Linked DNA regions of Homo sapiens: region 1 is linked to region 2. Evidence: chromatin loops called from intact Hi-C (ENCODE). Cell type or tissue: chondrocyte. All regions are shown on one strand. Links, peaks and the distances in the headings refer to the core of each region. The heading gives the core; the rest is flanking DNA. Region 1 has its middle 34 kb from the start of LDLRAD4. Region 2 has its middle 83 kb from the start of LDLRAD4.

Region 1 (10,165 bases), core at 1,510-9,509, 49 kb before region 2:
TGAGGTAACGGCTTTCTAGCTGTTTATCAACTCTAACATCTTGATATTTCTTTTTCATTTTCATTACTATAATGTCTACTTTCTGGTTTTATCTAATAATTAGACATTGTTGGGCTGGGTGCAGTGGCTCACACCTGTAATCCCAGCACTTTGGGAGGCTGAAGTGGGTGGATCACGAGCTCAAGAGATCAAGACCATCCTGGCCAACATGGTGAAATCCCGTCTCTACTAAAAATAAAAAAATTAGCTAGGTGTGGTGGCAGGTGCCTGTAGTCCCAGCTACTCAGGAGGCTGAGGCAGGAGAACCACTTGAACCCAGGAGGCGGAGGTTGCAGTGAGCCGAGATTGTGCCACTGCACTCCAGCCTGGCAACAGAGCAAGGCTCCATCTCAAAAAAAGAAAAGAAGAAAAAGAAGAAGAAACTGCTGCAGCATATTTTCTACTGAAGTCAATAAATTACTTTCTCTGAGCAGACTATGAAATTTCTAGAGTCAGCAAGATTTCTAATCATTCTTTCTAGGAAAATAACATGTGTACATGCTTACATACATATATTAAATCATGCCCAGTGAAGAGATTATTTAAATAATTAACTTGCACTCTTCTATAGATGCAATACAGAGTATTGTGGTAAAAGTCTCCACCCATGCAACAAAAACAACGTTGAAATTTGATAATTAATTAAATTAATCATTATGAAAAATAAAACACAATGTATGTTGAGGATTGAATTATTCATATTGACTAATCTACAATAATTACAGATATTCAGCTCAATTTGTATATTATAGACATGACATCATAACTTGAATATAAGCTTCTGGTTTTTATTTTGTTAATTACATTGTTTAATATAACAAGATTAACATTGAAATAATTCCCCAAATCATAGATACACAGCAGTTATATCTACACTTGTACATATATCTATTTTTTTCTAGGGAGGCCATTGTCAATGAGTTACATTTCCTTGCAGACATTTTTAGTAGACAGAGCTGGAAACATGAATTTTTCAAAATCATGAGTGAAGCTAATACTTCTGATTTAAATTTAACTTCAAAACGACTTTACCTAATACTTGGATTTCACCTTTGCATCATAATATTTTATCTTCTAAAAATCTTATTTGATAAGAACTGTAACCTAATTTATTTGCTTTATCAAGATATATATGTAAAAATTGTGAATACATTTAATACACATATAAAATACACACGTACCCATGCATTTATATTATATGTTTTATATCTAAAATGGTTTATCTATTATATATGCAATGGTTTAGCAGTTAGCAATCCCATGTTCCTACGAATGACAAGACTACTGAATGAGGTTAAAGTTCCATCTCCTTACAGGTCTGCTGCTGTCTAGAAGATTTCCATTAAGGATGGGTAGTGTAAATACTGTGTTCTAAAGTCTCTTAAAATAACCATTTTCTCTGGGTGCATATGTCAACAACCACACAGGTTCATTCATTTCAGTTTCTTTTTAATTTTTAGGAGTTGTTCTTGCTTTTTGTATTTTAAAAATATATATGGTACTTACCTGACCCCAAAGTCATAATCCTATTGCACGCTCTATTGAAAGAAGCCTCCATCTCACATCCTTGTCCTCTTCACTCTGTCCCTTCCCTCCCGGGCAGATTTTGGTTTATCCTCCAGTGTTTCTTTTTATGAATACAAGCAAGTTGCTAGAACATACTCATGTTTCTCTTCCTTTCTTAGCAAAAGTGAGCATCGAATACACACACTTCTGCATCTTGATTTCCCACTTAACCACGTTCTGAGCTCTCCCTTTTCATCCTTGCATAGCAGTCCCTGGCCCACCTCGGGGTCTCGGCCCCACTGTGGGCAGACTGTGGTTCACCCAGCCAGACCCCTGCTCATAAAGAGCTTTTGCGTTTACAAATGAAGCCACGATGAGTGCTTCATGTGCCTGAGTTACTTGGTATTTGTACCTGTGTAGCTTTAGAATCGAGTCCTAAAACATTGTTAACATGAAATTTAAGTGAAATGTCTGATAGTTAAAAGAATCTCAAAACTTAATTTTGAAACTAAAATGAGCCTAAAACATTTTCCTAGCTCTTTTCCCTCCAAGCCTGGTCTATGGCATGCACAGCTTCTCAGACTCCTGCGGGGCTCTGGCCCCAGGGCCCTTGCACAAAGGGACCACAGTGGCCCGGTGATCTGGCTGGGCAGGACACAGTCTCCTCTGGGGAGCGAGAAGGGCAGTTCATTTCTAGAGGACGCCTCAGTGGCAAAACACAGAAACATTTCTCCTAAATACAAGAAGTAAGCTGAAAAAAATTAGGAATCAGGTTACAACTTTTATGTCATTCACATCCTTTAGTGAGGTAATAATTATTGCAGAACTATAAATACAAAGAAGAAAACACATACTATACAATTCACAAAATGTAATACATGCATATGGAGGAATATCTCATTTTCATCATGGTATTTATATTTGGCATGTCATCCTTATACCTGCATGCTATGAAGAGTTACGTTATAGAAAACAGAATTTTCTTAGCTAACAGCATGACTTGGAAAATAGTATTGCTTCTTTATTCCATGAAATCTCTTTCTTCCCTTTCTCCCCTTTCTCTGATGGCCTTTGTTTAAAAGTCACAGGTAAGAACTATTAACTCCAGTTCCTTCCACAGTAATTCCACAGTCAGCCTCCAGGAGCCAGGCCTCCCTGCGCGGTGCCTCCCACGCCAATCAGTAAATATGCAATGGGTTTTTACAGTGGCATCATTTAAACCCACAGGCATACATGAGAGTTGTGATCAACAAATAAGGGCACCAAAGTTCAGAAGGATTTATTTTCTCCCTGCCAGAGTGTACCTGGCTCACAGTTTTCCCCTGGGAGCAAGGTGAGCCTTTCAGGCATTTGAAAAGCTCCATCAGGTTTTCGGGGCATGCGGGGCACTGTGTCGTAGCTGGGGGTGTGCTGGGGAGGAGAGAGGGGTGTGGCTTCCAGGTGCTGCTTGCCTCTGACCCATGGTCCAGCAGCTCTGGGCCCTTGGCCTGCAGTGGAGGTGAGAATGACTGATCTGGCAGCATCCCCTGGGTGCTGAATGTGGGAGAGTTTATGCGAGGGCAGTCTTTGGGATGAAGGCCCTGTGGAAACCTAAGGTGTTTTCACCTCGCACCTTGCTGCGAGTCTGGGGCTTCCTGAGGCTTCCTGAGGCTTCCTGAGTCTTTGCATCCTGAGCCCGACCGTGGCCCTGGGCAGAGCCTGAAGCACACTTGCTGAGCTGTCGGGCCCCAGAGCTGTCGGGAGGGTCTCAGCGAGGTGCGATCATCCTGGGCCAGCACTGCCCAAGGCACTGGTGGACAGCCAGGTGGACTTATTAACCCCTACCTGTGCCAGGCCTTGTGGATACAAAAATAAAGGTGACCCAGCTCTAAAGGAGCCACCAGGGCAAAGGGAGACAAATCAGGGAATAGCAGCTTCCAAGGAGGGGAAGATGCCAGGCACAGATGGGATAGGGTGGGCCCAGGACCCCTAGGTATAAGGGGAGAGCCTCCACCTCCCAGAGGGGCTCCTTCAGCCTTGTTTTTGGGAATGTGTGGCTTAGAACTGACCTCAGAGAGGCTACTCCTGTGCACAGGGGGACCATCCTGGCTGCTTGCTGTAGGGGCTGCTAGCCACCTGTCCATGCCTTACTCTCCCTGGGCCTGGGCTGGGTGACAGAAGCCTGTCTCCTCCACTGACCTGGACTCCGCCTGGCCAGGCTGTCCCCTGAGACACAGCCGAGTGCACATTCGGCCATGGGCCAGCGGCTGCTCCACAGCCAGAGGATGCCTGCATGTGGCTGCTGTAGAGTGGCTGTGGCCGCCCCCAGAGCCCACAGCAAGGGCAGGGCTCCTTGCCAGCTGACCCACCCAGGAGGCCTTACCACTGCTTGTGTCGTTTGGATGCAGGGCAGTGCTGGCTGACAGCAGTGGAGGCTCTGCTGATTCTCACTGCCACCTTCTGAAACCCCTGACCTTGGCAGCCCTCAGTGCCAGAGGAAGGGAGGGGAGGTACCCAGGTGGGAGCCATGTGTTTTGGAGCAGGATTGCTGATCATGACAAAAACAGAGTTTGTCAATTCCAGCTGAACTTTACACAAATGGGTTCACCTACCCGCAGCCATTGTAACAGCAGCAAACACGCACCAAACATCCTAGGGGCTAATGCTCTGCTTCCATGATCTTGCTCATCTCTGAGCCCAACATCTCTGCAGGTAACACCATTCTTCTCCACCCTGGTTTCACTGATGAGGAAACTGAGGCCTATGAGGAGATCAGAAGTGCCCTGTGGCCACTCCAGGCTTCAACATGGGACCGTGGCGCCAAAGCTCAGCCCAGCCACGCACAGGGCTTCTCTGCTGTAGCGAAGCCTTTGGATTCTCCAGTGAGAAGGTAAGGGATCCACGTTTGCCTCTCCGTTTGAGTCTCGAAGGCCCTCTTGGCTCTCCACTGTGGCAGTGTGGGCTCGCCAGTCGGTAGAAGTGTCTTCTCTTTCCCTGGATGCCTGACACCCTGCCCTTGAAGACTCTGGAAAGCAACAGGGAAGCCGACTAGGCCCAGTTCCTGCTGCTCAGAATCCAGCTCCAGCACAAACTACATTCCCAATGCCAAGGATCTCACCAGCATGGCACAGAGTCCGGGTGCCTAACCTGCAGGGAGAGGTGGCAGCTCCAGGAAGCGCAGGCCTGGGTGCACCTTCCGGCTGCACAGAGAAGCCTCAGGGCAGAAGTCTTACCCCCCAGTGAGGGCAGCGCAGCCTCGTGTCCCACTCCTAGCAGGCCCTCTCATCAATCCTTACTCCACCAGCCAGGCCTCCTTGGGCCACATGGCTCCTTGCCGCAAGTCCTTCATGGTTCTGCCTCCACCTCCTCACCTCGTGTACTGACAAGGAAATGTCCTCCCATGCTCCCAGCCTCCCTGGCATCACCAAAGGCTTAGATCCCTAAACCCCATGGCCAATTGCTCCTAGGTCCTCATGCTCCTCACTGCCAGGCCCTTCTGCCTTCACCCCTCCTGGAGACCCCGTAGCAGTCAGCCACATTCCCATGTGAAAGATGTTCAGTGCACACCAGGCTTGCCCTCAGGAGACAGGGCCTCACACCCCCATCACCCCTCCTTCCAGGCACAGCCCCCATCCAGCCATCTGTCATCTTGGCAGTGTGAGGGTCGGGCCCCCTCACCATGGCCAGGACAATTCCAAAGGCCATCCACACCACAGCACTCTGCAGGGATGGGCGGAGGCCACCATGGAGATGGCAGGTGGCCCAGCGTCCCCGGCCCACACTGCTCGTCCCCTTGCTGAGCACCAGCCTCAGTTCCAGAGCCGCTTCCCAAAAAACCCACCTGGGCAGTATCAGCTCTTGCAGGACCTTCTTAACTCCCAGAAGAGTAGAGACTGTCGCCCCGTCTTGCATCCTCTTCTCACCTGACTTGACTTGGCCACCTGAATCCTCGAGGTTCACACTGTCCCGTCCTCAAGAATAACCCTCCAGCCACAGCCTTTCTCCCCAGCTCCACGCGATGCACCCAACCTCTCTTCTCTGTAGGCCCAACTCAACCCCAAGTTAAATATTCCATTCACTCCCACCCGATGGCTAGCCAGGTTCTCCACTTTCATGCCCAGTCAACGAATGCATATTAAGCATCTTCTACCTGTGGGTGATAGCAAAGTAGCCATTTATCCGCACGTCCTCAGGGCCGCATGCATTCTGAGCTCTGTGTGTGTGTTTCGGGCAGCCCTCCCCACCCTCCACGAGCTAGGCGCTGTTACTCCTTCGTTCTTACAGAGGAGAAATGGAGGCTCAGAGGTCAAGCGCCTTGCCCACAGTTACACAGGCAGTGAGGAGAGAGGCAAGATTTCAGCCTGGACAGTTTGGCTCCTAGCCACTAACCTATGCCAGGAACTGCAAGAGGCAGCCACCCAGGGGTCAAGGACAAACTCAGCTGTCTTGTCCAACATGACACTTTCCCCAGCCTCTCAAGTGGAGGTTAATGCTGTCTGCATCCTATTACTCTGTTATTCACTTCACACATTCCACTTTGCATAGGATTGTCTGAATTCTGAGGTATCCCTCCAGTAGACAGAAAGTCCTCATGGCAGGAACTGTCTGTGTCCCCTTTTTCTTTCTATCTCCCTGAACAGGTTCTGTAGGCTCCTAGAAAAAGCACGGGAGACCATGGGCAGTCATAGTTCACATCTGTCATCTGGGAAAAATTATAATTCTGTTCTCTTACACTCTCAAAATCATCACGGTTTGATGTGAAACTGGTAAGCTCTGAGCGGGGTTGGGAGTGCATCAATGCGTTATCTGGCTGTGGTAGCAGATGAGTTATGCAAAATATTTCCGCTGGGGAAAGTGGGTGAGGGCATATGGAATTCTGTTTGTGTTAATTCTTGCAACAGTGTGCAAATCTACAATTATCTCAAAATTAAAAGTTTTTAAAAAATTATCCTGGTTAAAAAAATATATTACATGGTCACCCTAATTTCAACAGCATCCTGTCTGACTCCTCTAATTTTCATCTGTCTTTCCTATTCCTTTTACACAGCAACTAATGTCATGTGCGCCTACCTCTATTCATTTTTATTTTTTACCATCTGCTTCCCCAATAAAGGATGACAACAGAAGTTGTATTTGTCTCTCTTTTTTTGAGACCGAGTCTCTCACTCTGTCGCCCAGGCTGGAGTGAAGTGGCACAATCTCAGCTCACTGCAACCTCCGCCTCCCAGGTTCAAGCCATTCTCCTGCCTCAGGCTCCCGAGTAGCTGGGATTACAGGCACCCACCACCACGTGTGGCTAATTTTTGTATTTTTAGTAGAGATGGGGTTTCGCCATGTTGACCAGGCTGGTCTCGAACTCCTGATCTCAGGTAATCCACTCGCCTCGGCCTCCCAAAGTGCTGGGATTACAGGCCTGAGCCACTGTGCCCGGCCGTATTTGTCTCTTTATTTCAAGCACCTACACGCATGTGGTCTCTGTTCTATGATCACAACAAGGGCAGAGAGGCAATCTCCTCGTCCCCAGCTCACTCCCTGCCCCAGAAGCTGCCAGTGGTTTCCTGTGTCCCCCTCTAGGCTCAGATGGGAAATCAAGGAGCTCCCATCTGTGGAACACCTTTAAAGATCAAATATATTATAGGTGGAAATATAAAGTCCTAATCGTAAGCATACATTAATGGAAAATAACAAATTATTCTACTAAAAGTGAACTCCTAATTTCAACTCCATTTCATTTGCAGCTGGCTCATTTGTTTTATTACTTTCTGGTAGACAGTGACAGACAAGCAACAGCTCCCACCAAAGCCGTAAGAAAGACACCTGAGAAAGGGGGATCATCCCCTTCGAGGGTGGGGCCTCGGCTGTTTGCTTCTAGTGGAGGCGGGTCCAGGGGAGCAGCCGCAGGAGCTGCGGGGTCAGCACACCAGTGGCATATCAGCCCCACCACACACGTGACCGTAGCCCTCGTGGTCTTTGCTTTTGGGCAGCTGAACTCCAAATGCTCGCTGTGTTCTCACCCCCGGCTGTGGGGGCTACAACAAGGAATAGCCACTCTGGAAGCCAGCCTGGCTATTTCTTAAGAAGTTCTGATAGACTCACCTTATGACCCCGCCACTCCACCCCCAGGTATTTACCCAGGAGAAAGGAAACATACAGCAGCCACACCTTATCTCTGTTTCTGCACTTTCAGTTACCCACAGTCACCTGTGGTCTGAAAATGTTACATGGAAAATTCCAGAAATAAACAATTCATGTCTTAAATTCCATGTCATTCTGAGTACCGTCGCTCAGCTTGCCCTGTCCCGCTCGGTCCCAGGTGGGGTGTGAATCCTTCCTTTCTCCAGCATGTCCGTACCGTCATCGCCACCTAGGAGCCGTCTCGGGATGAGATCGACTTGTGTCACGGTACCACAGTGCTTGTGCTCAAGTCACCCTTGTCTTACTTCAGAATGGCCCCAGAGTGCAAGAGTAGTAGTGCTGGCAATTCGGATACGCCAAAGAGAAGCCATCAGTTGCTTCCTTCAAATGAAAAGGTGAACGTTTTTGACTTAATAAGGAAAGAAAAAAATCACACACTGAGCTCTACAGTAAGAACAAAGCGTCTGTGTGTGAAATTGTGAAGAAGAAAAAAGAAATTCATGCTAGTTTTGCTATTGCTCCTCAAACTGCAAAAGTTACAGCCACAGTGTATAGTGCGTGCTTGGCTAAGATGGAAAAAGCATTAAGTTTGTGGATGGAAGTCCTCAGTGGAGACATGTCCCAATGGCCGGCAGTCAGCTTTAGTACTACTGGAGGTTTCAGCCACCCACTGTGGGGGGCATCTTGGAAGGCATCCCCCATGGATAAGAGGGGACGACTGCTTATCCATTTAGACTTGTACACAATTGTTCATAGCAGCTATATTTGTAAGAGTCCCAAACTGTAGACAACCAAATCAATAGATGAATAGAGAAATTGTGGTATAATCAATACAGTGGAATACTACTTGGTCATCAGAAAGAACGATTTATTGACATGCATATTGTGTATGGCCCAGAAGAATTTCAAAACAACACCACGGAATTTTAAAAGCCAGACAAAAAAGAAATATGCCGTATGTTTTCATTTATATAAAAATGCCAACTAATCTCTAATGAGAGAAAACAGACCACCAGTTGTTTGGGGACAGGGTGGGGGGCAGGGAGATGCTGGAGATTAGGACTGGGCAGGAGGGAACTCTGGGGGATGGATGTTGTAAATGAAAAAGTATCTGAAACAGGTCTCAATCAATTTACAAGTTTATTTTGCCAAGGTTAAGGACCTGCCTGGCAGAAGAAAAGACAGAATCCCAGAAGCAGTCCGTGGTCTGTGCCTTTTTCCAAAGACGATTTTGAGGCTTTAATATTTAAAGGGGAAAAGTGGGCTGGAGGGGAAAGAGGAGGGGTATGGTAATCCATATGTTGCAAGAGAAAAGGAGCAGGTAGGGCAATAGTCAAGTATGTACTGGTCTCCTGCTAAGTAAACCAGCACTTTACATAAAAGAAGGTGAACATAGAGTAGCTCCCTGCAGAGACGTTTAACCTGTTATCTGTAGCTATCTGCTTAGGAATAAAAGGAAAGGCAGCTTCTTCAATGACTCAGCTTTCAGCTTGGTATTTTTCCTTTTGGCAGAGTGAATTGGGGGCCCTTTTGCAACATGTTGATTGTCTTGATTATGGTGATGGTTTCACAGGGTTACACCTGTGCCCAAGCTTAGGCAGTTGTACTCTTTAAATTGGGGCAGTTTGGCCGGGCGCGGTGGCTCACGCTTGTAATCCCAGCACTTTGGGAGGCTGAGGCGGGTGGATCATGAGGTCAGGAGTTCGAGACCAGCCTGGCCAACACAGTGAAACCCCATCTGTACTAAAAATATAAAAATTAGCTGGGCGTGGTGGCAGGTGTCTGTAATCCCAGCTACTTGGGAGGCTGAGGCAGGAGAATCACTTGAACCCAGGAGAAAGAGGTGGCAGTGAACTGAGATCATGCCACTGCACTCCAGCCTGGGTGACGGAGCTAGACTCCATCTCAAAAAAAAAAAAAAATTGGTGCAGTTTATTATATGTCAATTACACCATAAGAAAGCTAGGGTTTTTTCGGTTTGTTTTTTTAATCACCAGATCTGCCCCTTACTGGCTAAATGGGAAGATGTTGGACAAGCTCCTGAACCTCACTAAGCTTTCTCACACAGAAATGGCAGCATCTATCACTAGGGCCACTAAATGGGTTGGGGCACAGAGGGCTTCGCAGAGCAGCCATGGAGACTCATTGGTGTGATCGGTCATTAGCACCTCTTTTGTAAAGAACAGCTTTAACGAGCTATAATTCACATGCCACACAATTCACGCATTTAAAGCATGTAATTTGATTGTTTTTACTGTGTCACAGAGCTGTGCAACCAGCACCACACTCAGTTTCAGAATATGTCATCTCACCCCAAAAAGAAATCCTGTGCCCTTTACCTACCTCCCCTACTCACCACCCTCCCCAACCCCCACCCTAGGCAACCTCGAATTTACTCTCTCTGGATTCGTCTATTGCAGACATTTCACAGAAGTGGGGTCATATAACATGCGGACTTTGGCTTATTGACTCAAGCACAAGGCTCTCAAGGTCCGTCTGTGTGGCA
Region 2 (10,165 bases), core at 1,227-9,226:
GGCTCATCCCTCTAATCCCAGCATGTATTGTTCAAGCTCAGTAGTTCACCACCAGCCTGGGCAATGTGGCAAATCCCTGTCTCTACAAAAAAAAAAAAAAAAAAAAAAAAGAAAGAAAAAAAATAGCCGGGGGTGGTGGCATGCACCTGTGGTCCCAGCGACTTAAGAGGGTGAGGTTGGAGGATCACTTGAGCTTGGGAGGCAGAGGTTGCAGTGAGCCAAGATTGAGCCACTGGACTCCAGCCTGGGTGACAGAGCAAGACGACCCTGTCTCAAATAAAATAAAATAAATAGTAAAGTAAACATACACAAAAGTAGAGGAGAGATAATATAAAGCCCTACACATCCACCCCCTGCCATCAGTAATTACCAGCATTGGGGCTGCACCATCTTCCACCACACGTGGCTTCAGAACAATGCCCAAATCCAAGCATGACAAGGAAGTCCCTAACCAAAACTGCCAAGAAAGGCCTGGAATTGAAACAACACCTGATAGAAGAGCTTCGGAAACGTGTGGACACTGATAAGTACCTTTCCATCTCTCTGTGGCCAACACGTGGAACAGCAAGCTGAAGGACATCCGGAATGCCTGGAAGCACAGCCGGATGTTCTTTGGCAAAAACAAGGTGATGATGGTGGCCTTGGGTCGGAGCCCATTGGGTGAGTGCAAAGACAACCTGCACCAGGTCAGCAAAAGGTTGAGGGGTGAAGCGGATCTCCTGTTCACCAACCACTGGAAGGAGGAGGTGAATGAGTGGTTCACAGAATACACGGAAATGGACTTCAGCTGAGCTGTAACAAAGCAGCTTTCACCGTGAGCCTGGACCCAGGGCCCCTGGAGCAGTTCCCCACCCCATGAAGCCACAGCTGAGGCAGCCGGGCCTGCCCACCACCTTTGAGAGAGGTGTGGTGACCCTGCTGTCCGACAATGAGGTGTGCAAGGAGGGCCACCTGCTGGCCCCGGAGCAGGCTGGTGTTCTGATGCTTTCTGGGTATGAGATGGCTGAATTTAAGGTGACCATCAAATACATGTGGGATGTACAGTCAGGAAGGGTCCAGCAGATGGGAGACGACCTGCCAGAGAGCTCATCCAACTCAGCAGAAGAATCAAGACTCAGACGATGATGACTGAAAGGGACTCAGGACTGAAGGTCTCCTGGAACCTTCTGGATCTCACTGGACCACACAGGACTACTGCCACTCCTCTAGAGAGAGCAGCTTATTTGGCTTTTGACAGGGAGTGATGGGCACTGACTGTTCCTGTAAAGAATAAAGCTTTGCAGGATGTCAAATAAAATTTTTTTAAAAAATTACCAGCGTTGTTCAGTTTTGCTTCATGTATTGTTCCCCTCCCAGCTTTTGTCTATTGCTTTGCTAGAGTATTTAAAGGAAATCCCAGAAGACAACACATCATTTTATCCGTATTTGATTCTTTGTATTCCACCAACATAAGGACATTTTATTTATTCATTCATTTATTTATTTATTTTGTTGAGACGGGGTCTCACTGTGACCCAGGCTGGAGTGCAATGGCCATCATGGCTCACTGCAGCCTCCTGAGTAGCTGGGACTACGGGCAGCACCACCATGCCTGGCTAGGTTTTAAAATTTTCTGTAGAGCTGAGGTCATGCTATGTTGCCCAGGCTGGTCTCAAACGCCCGGGCTCACATGATTCTCCCGCCTCAGCCTCCCAAAGTGCTGGGATTACAGGCATGAGCCACCACACTCAGCCAATAAATTTTTAAAAAATTATCATTATCACGCCCAACAAAATTAACAGTACTCCCTTAATAACTAACCCCTTGTCAGTTTTTCAATTTCTCTTGTCTCAAAATGTCTTTTGCCAGGTGGCTTGTTCGAGTCAGGATTCAGACTTTGCGGTTGCTTCTGCTGTGTCTCCAAGTCCCTTTTGACCTGGACTCCCTCTTTGGTGACTTCCTGTCTGGTGCTGCAGTTCCTGCGTGCTGAGCACCTCTCCTTGCCCACTCAATCAGCGCCTGAGACAACACTCTGAAAACTGCATACACATACAGAGTCTAGGGGTTGGGGGGTGACCACGTCTTCTTTCTGCCTTGAAGATTAGACACCTGTGTGCTGGAGCAACCAGGATGACCACAAAGCAAGACACACAGGCACCCACACCAGGGCAGGTGACGGCGGCTCAATGCATGGATTCACAGCCGGGCTGCACCCCAGTGCTTGGGCCCGCGGCTCTCCAGGGGCGCCACTTTCTGCCCCTGCCCCGCCAACTCCCACCAAACAACCAAAGGAGCACAACCAAAACAGAACACGGCACTTCCAAACAGCAGATCCTAATCCAGGGCAGCCTAGCCTTGCCTCCCGAGGTACAAGAGCAGGGATTCATGAGACCCCGATGATGTGGCGGCCAGCGATGGCCATCCTTTCTAGGACTCACGGGTCTGAGGCAGGAGAATAGGGTATGGAGGCAGATCACCTAAGGCCGTTTCACGCGGACTTCCTAGAACTATATTGAAAGGAAAACTCTTAACTTTCCACGCCTAAGTAACAAAAGGACCAGAGGTTACTCTTTGCAAACCCCCCACCTTTTCTGTGGGGCCGAAGGGAAACTGGCTGTCCACAACCAATCAGACTGATTGCCACCAGTCTTCCTTTGCATAGAAGTCCAACTTTGTAACTTTCACTTTAGCCTCTTAACGTTAGCTTTTTGCAACCAATCAGATGTTTGCGCAGGAGTGTGACCTTTGTAACTTCACTTCAGCCTCTGGTTGGCTGCTTTCCGCAACCAATCAGACCGATTATGGGCCACCACTTTATTTACATGAAGGGAGCACATGAGTGGCCAATGGGAAACCTCTAGCGGGTATTTGGACCGAGAAGATTGTATAACGCAGCCCTTGAGCCTGCTCAGGCCGCTCCCACACTGTGGAGACTACTTTCGTTTTCAATAAATCCCTGCTTTAGTTGCTTCCTTTTTTCCTTGCTTTGCAGCACGTTTTGTCCAATTCTTTGTTCAAAACGCCAACCTGGACAACTTGCAGTTAGGACCCTCTACCGGTAACACGACCCCTTCCCTTGTATGAGTTCATTTGATGTTCACCACCTACAAGGCCCCAGGGCTAATATGAGCTCTACTTTTCAGATGAGGAAACTGAGGCACAGAGCGGTAAAGTACCATGAGTCTGGTGGACAGACCCTTAAACTCAGGCCGCCCTGCGGCGGTGCCCTTTCTTTACGCCAGAGCGGGGGTGCCGGGACATATATGAGCACCCTGGGGAAGCCCCCAGGAGAAACAGGAAGGACTGGCTTTAGGAGGAGAGGGACGGCAGAGGGTAGGGGGTAGAGGCAAAAAGCCAGGGGCGCAGCGGCGGAGCTCTGGCGCTGGAGCCAAGGTATAGGGGCAGCGGGGCTGCGGCGGGGACCAGCCTCCCCAGCCGGGCCTCCTCCCCACCTGCGCTTCTGTGCATCGGAAGTGGGCTCGCTCCGTTGCCCCCTTCCGCCTCCAACCCCTGAAAAGCAAGACGAGGCTGAGCTCGGAGCACCGAACTGCCCCCAGAGCGCCCGGCCGCCCCCACAGCTCGCGCCGAGCGCGGACTCCCCAAGCCAGACGTTTCCTCCTGAGGTCCCCCCGCAGAGGGGTCGCCATTCCTGCTTTTGCCTGCGCCGCGAAAGCGGGCTGTTTTCGCCTCCGTCCGCCCCGCGTGGACTCGCCAGCAGCGCCGCCTCCCACCGCGACCGCAGCCTCGGCCCAGCCGCCACAGCAGTTGTCTCGATCCGGATTTCTCCTAGGCCGGCGCCTCTTGGTGCTGCCTGGGAACCCCGCAGACGCGCGCCTCAGGACCCCTGAAACACGCGCCGGCGGGGACCCCCAGTTCTGCACCCGCAGTCACGAGGCCCCGCCAGGGTGGCGACGGTTCGCTTCTGCCCGGGCCTCCCCTGTGGCTCCGAGCGCGGAGGGGAAGGTGCGGGCACCCCACTCCCTGGGGGGACTGGACTCCGTACACACGCGCCGGGCCTCGCGCCCCGAAAGGAGGCTCTGGGGCCGCCCCGCTCCTCTGGGCATTTTCTGGCACCGAAAGTGCGGAGCGAGCCCCCCAGCCGAGCACGGCTGACTAGGTTTCCCTGGCACAGGCTGCAGGCTGCTTGCCCGGCGCTGACTCCTTTCCCAGCGACTCCCGAGGGGCGGCTGTCCTCTTGCTCGGAGCCGGCGTCCCCAGCAGCGCGCCCAGGCCCTCCGTGTGGCCCGCTCATTCCCGCGGCCCGCCGGGCCGACTCCGCCGACGGCCCATGCAGACGGCCTCAGGCCCGGCGATCTGGTATTCACAGCGCAAAATGGCATTTGAATATTCATTGTGCGCATGCAGCATTTTCCAGAGAACACACAAAGATCTCTCACCACAATTATCTTGCTCCAGCTTTAAAATATTAGCTGTCACTTCTTTCACGAATCTTGTGAGAAAGTAAAGTCTTTTTTTCTTAAATTCTTTTTCCCTTGAACGCAATTACCACCTCATTCATGGCTCTTTGTGGCCACCTAATCTTGGGATTATGCCAGTGACATGACCACAAAGCAGCATGACTGACGTACCTGACAGCTCTGGCTGGTGACACGGCGGCCACAGTGAGAGGCAGCCTTTGTGGAATGAGTTCCACTGCCGCCCGCCTCGCAGGGAAGCCGGGCAGGAAGGTGTAGCCGAGAGCCGCCAGGGGACCATCCCCACCCGCGGGGACGCTTGCTTTTAACTCGAGGGCCCTGCGCACTGAGGAGCAAGGATGCCGGGGCACACCCACCTGATTCCCCCATTGTTGCCCAACATAAAACGTCTGCACCCCCATTTGGTTTGTGACTATACAGTAAAGCAACCAGGTCTGGGGACTTGGGTCCCACGGTGGAGGCCCTAGTCAGCCTTCCCCAGGCCCTCCCCACGACCGCCCTAGCCCGGTACCAATGCAAGCCCTGTGCAGCCACGCCAAGTGCAGGCACAACACAACACGTGCTGGCAGCAGATCCACTCAATTGTGCATGCACCCGGCCCCATGAAGACCCCACACTTTTGATTCCAGCTTAGCACATGGGAACTTACCTGGGATCAGCCATTCACAGGGCTTCACTAGCTTCTGGTGTGTTGGGTTGGTTATATTCTCTGACTTTCGTTCTCTCCTCCACCTTCTCTTTTCAGACCACAGAAATAATACATATTATTCAAAAATCAAACGTGATAGACATAACGTGAACAATAAACATCCTGCCATCCGCCTTCCCAAAGGCACCCTGCTTTCTCTGCCTGCAGATGTTCCCTGAAGTGTTCTTGGTGCACCTGCATCCAACATGAGTAATTTTCCTTACAGAAAAGGATCACACTATACATACTGTTTACACCTTTTTAATTTTATTCTCTTGGTCATCTTTGCATGATTAACATATTTTAGTAACTGATCTTTAATCAGTTTTAGGGGTAGCCTCAGGCTTAGGCTCTGGAAGGGAACTGGCACATCACCCTCCTTAGCACCCAAGAAAACAATGGCCTTCTTCATGGTCTAAATAACTGGAAACATTTAAAACCAATTAGGTGGCTTAAGATTGCTATTAAACTAACAGAAAGAGGGAAAAACATTTGTCGTGCAATACAGTAACCAGCAGCCACACCACCGAAAGTATCCAAGCAAGAGCGGGTGCTGGACAGCAGCCCTGAGCTAAAACCTGAGAGATGACAGGGTGCTGGCAGCCCTCGCTCACTCTTGGCGCCTCCTCGGCCTCAGCGTCCACTCTGGCTGCGCTTGAGGAGCCCTTCAGCCCGCCGCTGCACTGTTGGAGCCCCTCTCTGGGCTGGCCGAGGCCGGAGCCGGCTCCCTGTGCTTGTGTGGAGGTGTGGAGGGAGACGCGTGGGCGATACTGGGGCTGTGCGCTGCGCTCGTGGGCCAGCACGCGTTCCGGGTGGGCGTGGGCTTGGCGGCCCTGCACTCGGAGCGGCCGGCCTCGGGCAGTGAGGGGCTTAGCACCCAGGCCAGCAGCTGCAGAGGGTGCACCGGGTCCCCCAGCAGTGCTGGCCCGCCGGTGCTGCACTCGAATTCTCACGGGGCCTTAGCTGCCTCCTCGCAGGGCAGGACTCGGGACCTGCAGCCCCCCATGCTCGAGCCTCCCCCCTGCCGTGGGCTCCTGCGCAGCCGAGCCTCCCGGACGAGCGCCGCTCCCTGCTCCGTGGCGCCCTATCCCATCAACCGCCCAAGGGCTGAGGAGTGCGGGGCGCAGGGCGCGGGACTGGCGGGCAGTTCCACCTGCGCCCCACTGTGGGATCCACTAGGTGAAGCCAGCTGGGCTCCTGAGTCTAGTGGGGACTTGGAGAACCTTTATGTCTAGCTAAGGGATTGTAAATACACCAGTCAGCACTCTGTGTCTAGCTTAAAGTTTGTAAACACACCAATCAGCACCCTGTGTCTAGCTCAAGGTTTGTAAATGCACCAATCAGTGCTCTGTGGGGACTTGGAGAACTTTTGTGTCTAGCTCAGGGATTGTAAACACACCAATCAGCACCCTGTCAAAACGGACCAATCAGCTTTCTGTAAAACAGACCAATCAGCTCTCTGTAAAATGGACCAATCAGCAGGATGTGGGTGGGGCCAGATAAGGGAATAAAAGCAGGCTGCCCGAGTCAGTAGTGGCAGCCCACTGAGGTCCCCTTCCAGGGTGTGGAAGCTTTGTTCTTTTGCTGTTTGTAATAAATCTTGGCTGCTGCTCACTGTTTGGGTCTGCACTGCTTTTATGAGCTGTAACACTCACCGTGAAGGTCTGCAGCTTCACTCCTGAGCCAGCGAGACCACAAACCCACCAGAAGAAAAAAACTCCGAACACATCCGAACAAACCCCGGACACACTGCCTTTAAGAACTGTAACACTCACCACGGGAGTCCACGGCTTCATTCTTGAAGTCAGTGAGACCAAGAGCCCACCAATTCCGGACACAAAACGACCACAGAAATCTGTCCAGGTCTTTTTCTCACAGAGGACCTCCAAGGTGACCAGCCCAGAAGATAACTACATTGTTTTGCTTGCTCAGCTTCCGTTTTCTCACGGTGTACACCAAATTAGAACACACTTCGTGTGCAAAGCTGACATTCCTGTGTGAAGCTACCTGGCTATTCTGACAACTCATATGCTGTGCTGGTGAGAGAAAATTTCAGTTTTGTTTCTAATTGGAAATGAGTAACTGAAATTGTTCTCCCATATTTTTTTCTGGGACTCTGTTTTATTTCTACATGTGATTCACCTGGAAGATATTTTGGGCTAACCCATCTCTTTCTCACTGAAGTGTTGCCACTTACCATCTAAATTTCTGTGTGTATTTGGGTCTTTCTGGATTCCATTCTGTTTCACTGATCTTTTCATAAGCCAGTCTCACCCAGGCTGCTTTAATTACTGTTAGGACTGCATGTGGCTCCACGAGTTTCCACTGAGAGAAGACCTGGGATTCCAGCAGGCAGAGGCTGACATACAAGCTTAGTTGTTGCCATGTTTCTTCGTAATAGCTTCCCTCCTGAATTAAACCCAACCACAAAACGTGGCAGAAATGGACCACCAGCAGAAGATGACACATGTGAATCCTGAGGACTGGTCTCTTCCAGAGAGAAAGCCTAGGACGAGGTGGAGGCTCCCACCATTTCTTCGAGGGAGCACACATTTCCTCACCTTGATGTCAGCACCAGGAGGCTGACAGTGACATCCTGTGTGGTGGGCCCGGGAGAACCAGATGCCATCACTCTCCCTCTGCAGCACATCCTGGCTGTCCTGTTGGCACCACCATGCCAACCTAAGAACCAGTTTTCTACTTGAATCAACACCTTGTAGCTATCATTATTGGAATGGCATTAAATGTAGAAATTGGTTTAGGGAGAATTGACAGCTTTAGTTATTGTTATCTTCTACTTTAACACAAAATATGCGTTCCTCATAAGCTTCACAGTCCCAAGGTAAAATCGGGCTAATGGGTAAAGGAGAGTTTGGGGCTCACTACTCAAAATCTATGCAACTTTGTAACTAACACCAAGAAGAATTGGGCCAAAGCGGTAGCTCATGCTTGTAATCCCAGCACTTTGGGAGGCCAAGTTGGAAGGATTCATTGAGCCCAGGAGTTTGAGACCAGCCTGGGCAACATAGCAAGACCCCTTCTCTACAAAAAATACAAAAATCAGCCAGGTGTGGTAGTGCACCCCTGTAGTCCCAGCTACTAGAGAGGCTGAGGAGGATGGATCACTTCAGCCCAGGAGTTCAAGGTCACAGTGAGCTATGATCGTGCTACTGCACTCCGGCCTGGGTCACAGAGTGAGATCCTGTCTCTCAAAAAAAAAAAAAATAAGGAAAAATTGCCATACCAACCCTCATAAAATTCTGGCACAGTTAAAAAGACATGTAAAATCTTAATATAGATATATGCTAAATGCAGGGTGTTTTTGTTTTTGTTTTGTTTTGTTTTTTAAGATGGAGTCTCACTCTGTCTCCCAGGCTGGAGTGCAGTGGCACGATGTTGGCTCACTGCAAGCTCCACCTCCCAGGTTCACGCCATTCTCCCACCTGAGCCTCCCAAGTAGCTGGGGACTATAGGCGCCCAGCACCACACCCGGCTAATTTTGTTTTTGTATTTTTAGTAGAGACGGCATTTCACCGTGCTAGCCAGGATGGTCTCAATCTCCTGACCTCGTGATCCAACCCCCTCGGCCTTCCAAAGTTCTGGGATTACAGGTGTGAGTCCGGCCAGCTAAATGTAGGATTTAAACAAAGGACAGGCCACGCTCAGACCCAGTGACGGCAGGGATGGGCAGCTGGGCCACTATCCGTGTCTGGGAGAGTTCCTAACAAGCTACTGAAACAGCGTGGGAGGCTGGGCACCTGCAGAGCTCCCCCTCCACTGGGGGAAATGCTGCCTGGACTGGTGCGGCCCCAGCCCCATCCCCACTCATGGGTGCTGTTCATGCTACGGAAGAAGGCCCCCAGTGCAGTCCGGTAAGTTACTCCTACTCAAGTCTCCGATGTGCTCCAGAGGAACCTGACAGTTTCCTTTGTATACACTTCACACATTTCTAAACTTATTTCTGCTGTTTTGTCTTCCGCTGTTTTCTGGTCGTTCATTATTTCCTTATGTATAGGAAGACTATTGATTTGTATGTATCAATTAGGCACCGTCGCATTCCTAGGTACACATCTCTTACTGCTTATCATTTCCAGGAGGAATTCTCTTGGAATTCCCTATCAACAATGAAGTCAGCTGTGAATGACATGTTGGCTTCCCTCTTTCAGATCTTTCGCAGCTCATCTCTTCCCGTCCTCCAGGGCCAGGTGGCCATCAGAGGCCCCTCCTGCCATGTGGTATGCAGCTGTGGTGAACAGTCCTGGCCTGCTCCCGACTTCAGTTTTAAGCGTCTCTTCACTCACATGGTGTGTGTTTGGCTTGAAATATAAATGCACTGCTATGTTAAACTAGTGTCCACATCCTCTTGACATTTCCATTGCCTAAAGACACAGAGGCCTCCCTGGACATTGCATCCATTTTCTCACAAGGTCTGAGCCCCACCACACGCTGGTTCTGCTCTGGGCACCAAGGCTTTGGGGGTGACCACAGCCCTGGTCCCTACTTCACGGTACTTCTGGTTTAATCAGCAGAACAGACGCTCAACAGAGAATCGTCCAGCAGTTCCTCACTAGTGGGTGGGCCATCTTCCCTGAGGACCTGGCAGGCAGGAAGGAGACATCCTCCTGCTGGGGAAGGTGTCCTGGTAGAAGACAGGAGGTGATGGGGCCCAAGTTGGGAAGAAGCTGCCCCACTCCAGGGGTATGAGGGCGGATGTGACATGAGGAGCAAGTGAGGGGAAACGAGGCTGCAGAGACACAGGACGAGGGCGAGCAGGCTCCACCAGCAGAGCACATGGAGCTCTCTAGACACTTCCATAAAGACAGGGCCAGGGTGGCTGCTGAAGACCAACTTCCAAGACTGAAAAAGTACACGTCGCACAGACAGAGGTGGCCTCTGCAAAACTGTGATATGGCAAGGCCTGGCCTCTGCACCCTCCCCAGATCTCCCAGCAGCCTTTCTGTCCACGTGGGACACATCCTGAGGACGCCCCTGGGAGTCTGCTCAGATGATGTGCGTTCCTTCCCTGCCCTGCCTCAGCGTCTCGTGCACGGCAAGGCATAAA

Evidence for each region. Hi-C counts contacts between places; a loop is a spot of excess contacts. Peaks named below come from ENCODE experiments on the same cell type or tissue, not always from the same donor. Only the 100,000 strongest peaks of a DNase experiment are listed, where the experiment ranks them.
Region 1: a loop joins it to region 2, with 6 times the contacts of the local background. A loop is called at or near these places in 2 of 110 quality-filtered maps.

What each region holds. Positions count from the first base shown.
Region 1 is chr18:13,179,709-13,189,873 of GRCh38, reverse strand. No RefSeq gene overlaps it. Among named protein-coding and RNA genes, the nearest start is that of LDLRAD4, 34 kb to the left of the region's middle. RefSeq lists an enhancer at 8,780-9,414. In chondrocyte, for the core only: no CTCF peak of the experiment used is centred there; DNase peaks (open chromatin) are centred at 3,784 and 4,741.
Region 2 is chr18:13,130,741-13,140,905 of GRCh38, reverse strand. It overlaps the pseudogene LOC646203. Among named protein-coding and RNA genes, the nearest start is that of LDLRAD4, 83 kb to the left of the region's middle. RefSeq lists enhancers at 2,602-2,896, 2,905-2,954, 4,069-4,647, 4,648-5,227 and silencers at 3,985-4,104, 4,175-4,224. In chondrocyte, for the core only: no CTCF peak of the experiment used is centred there; DNase peaks (open chromatin) are centred at 3,721, 3,881, 4,789, 5,985 and 2 weaker places.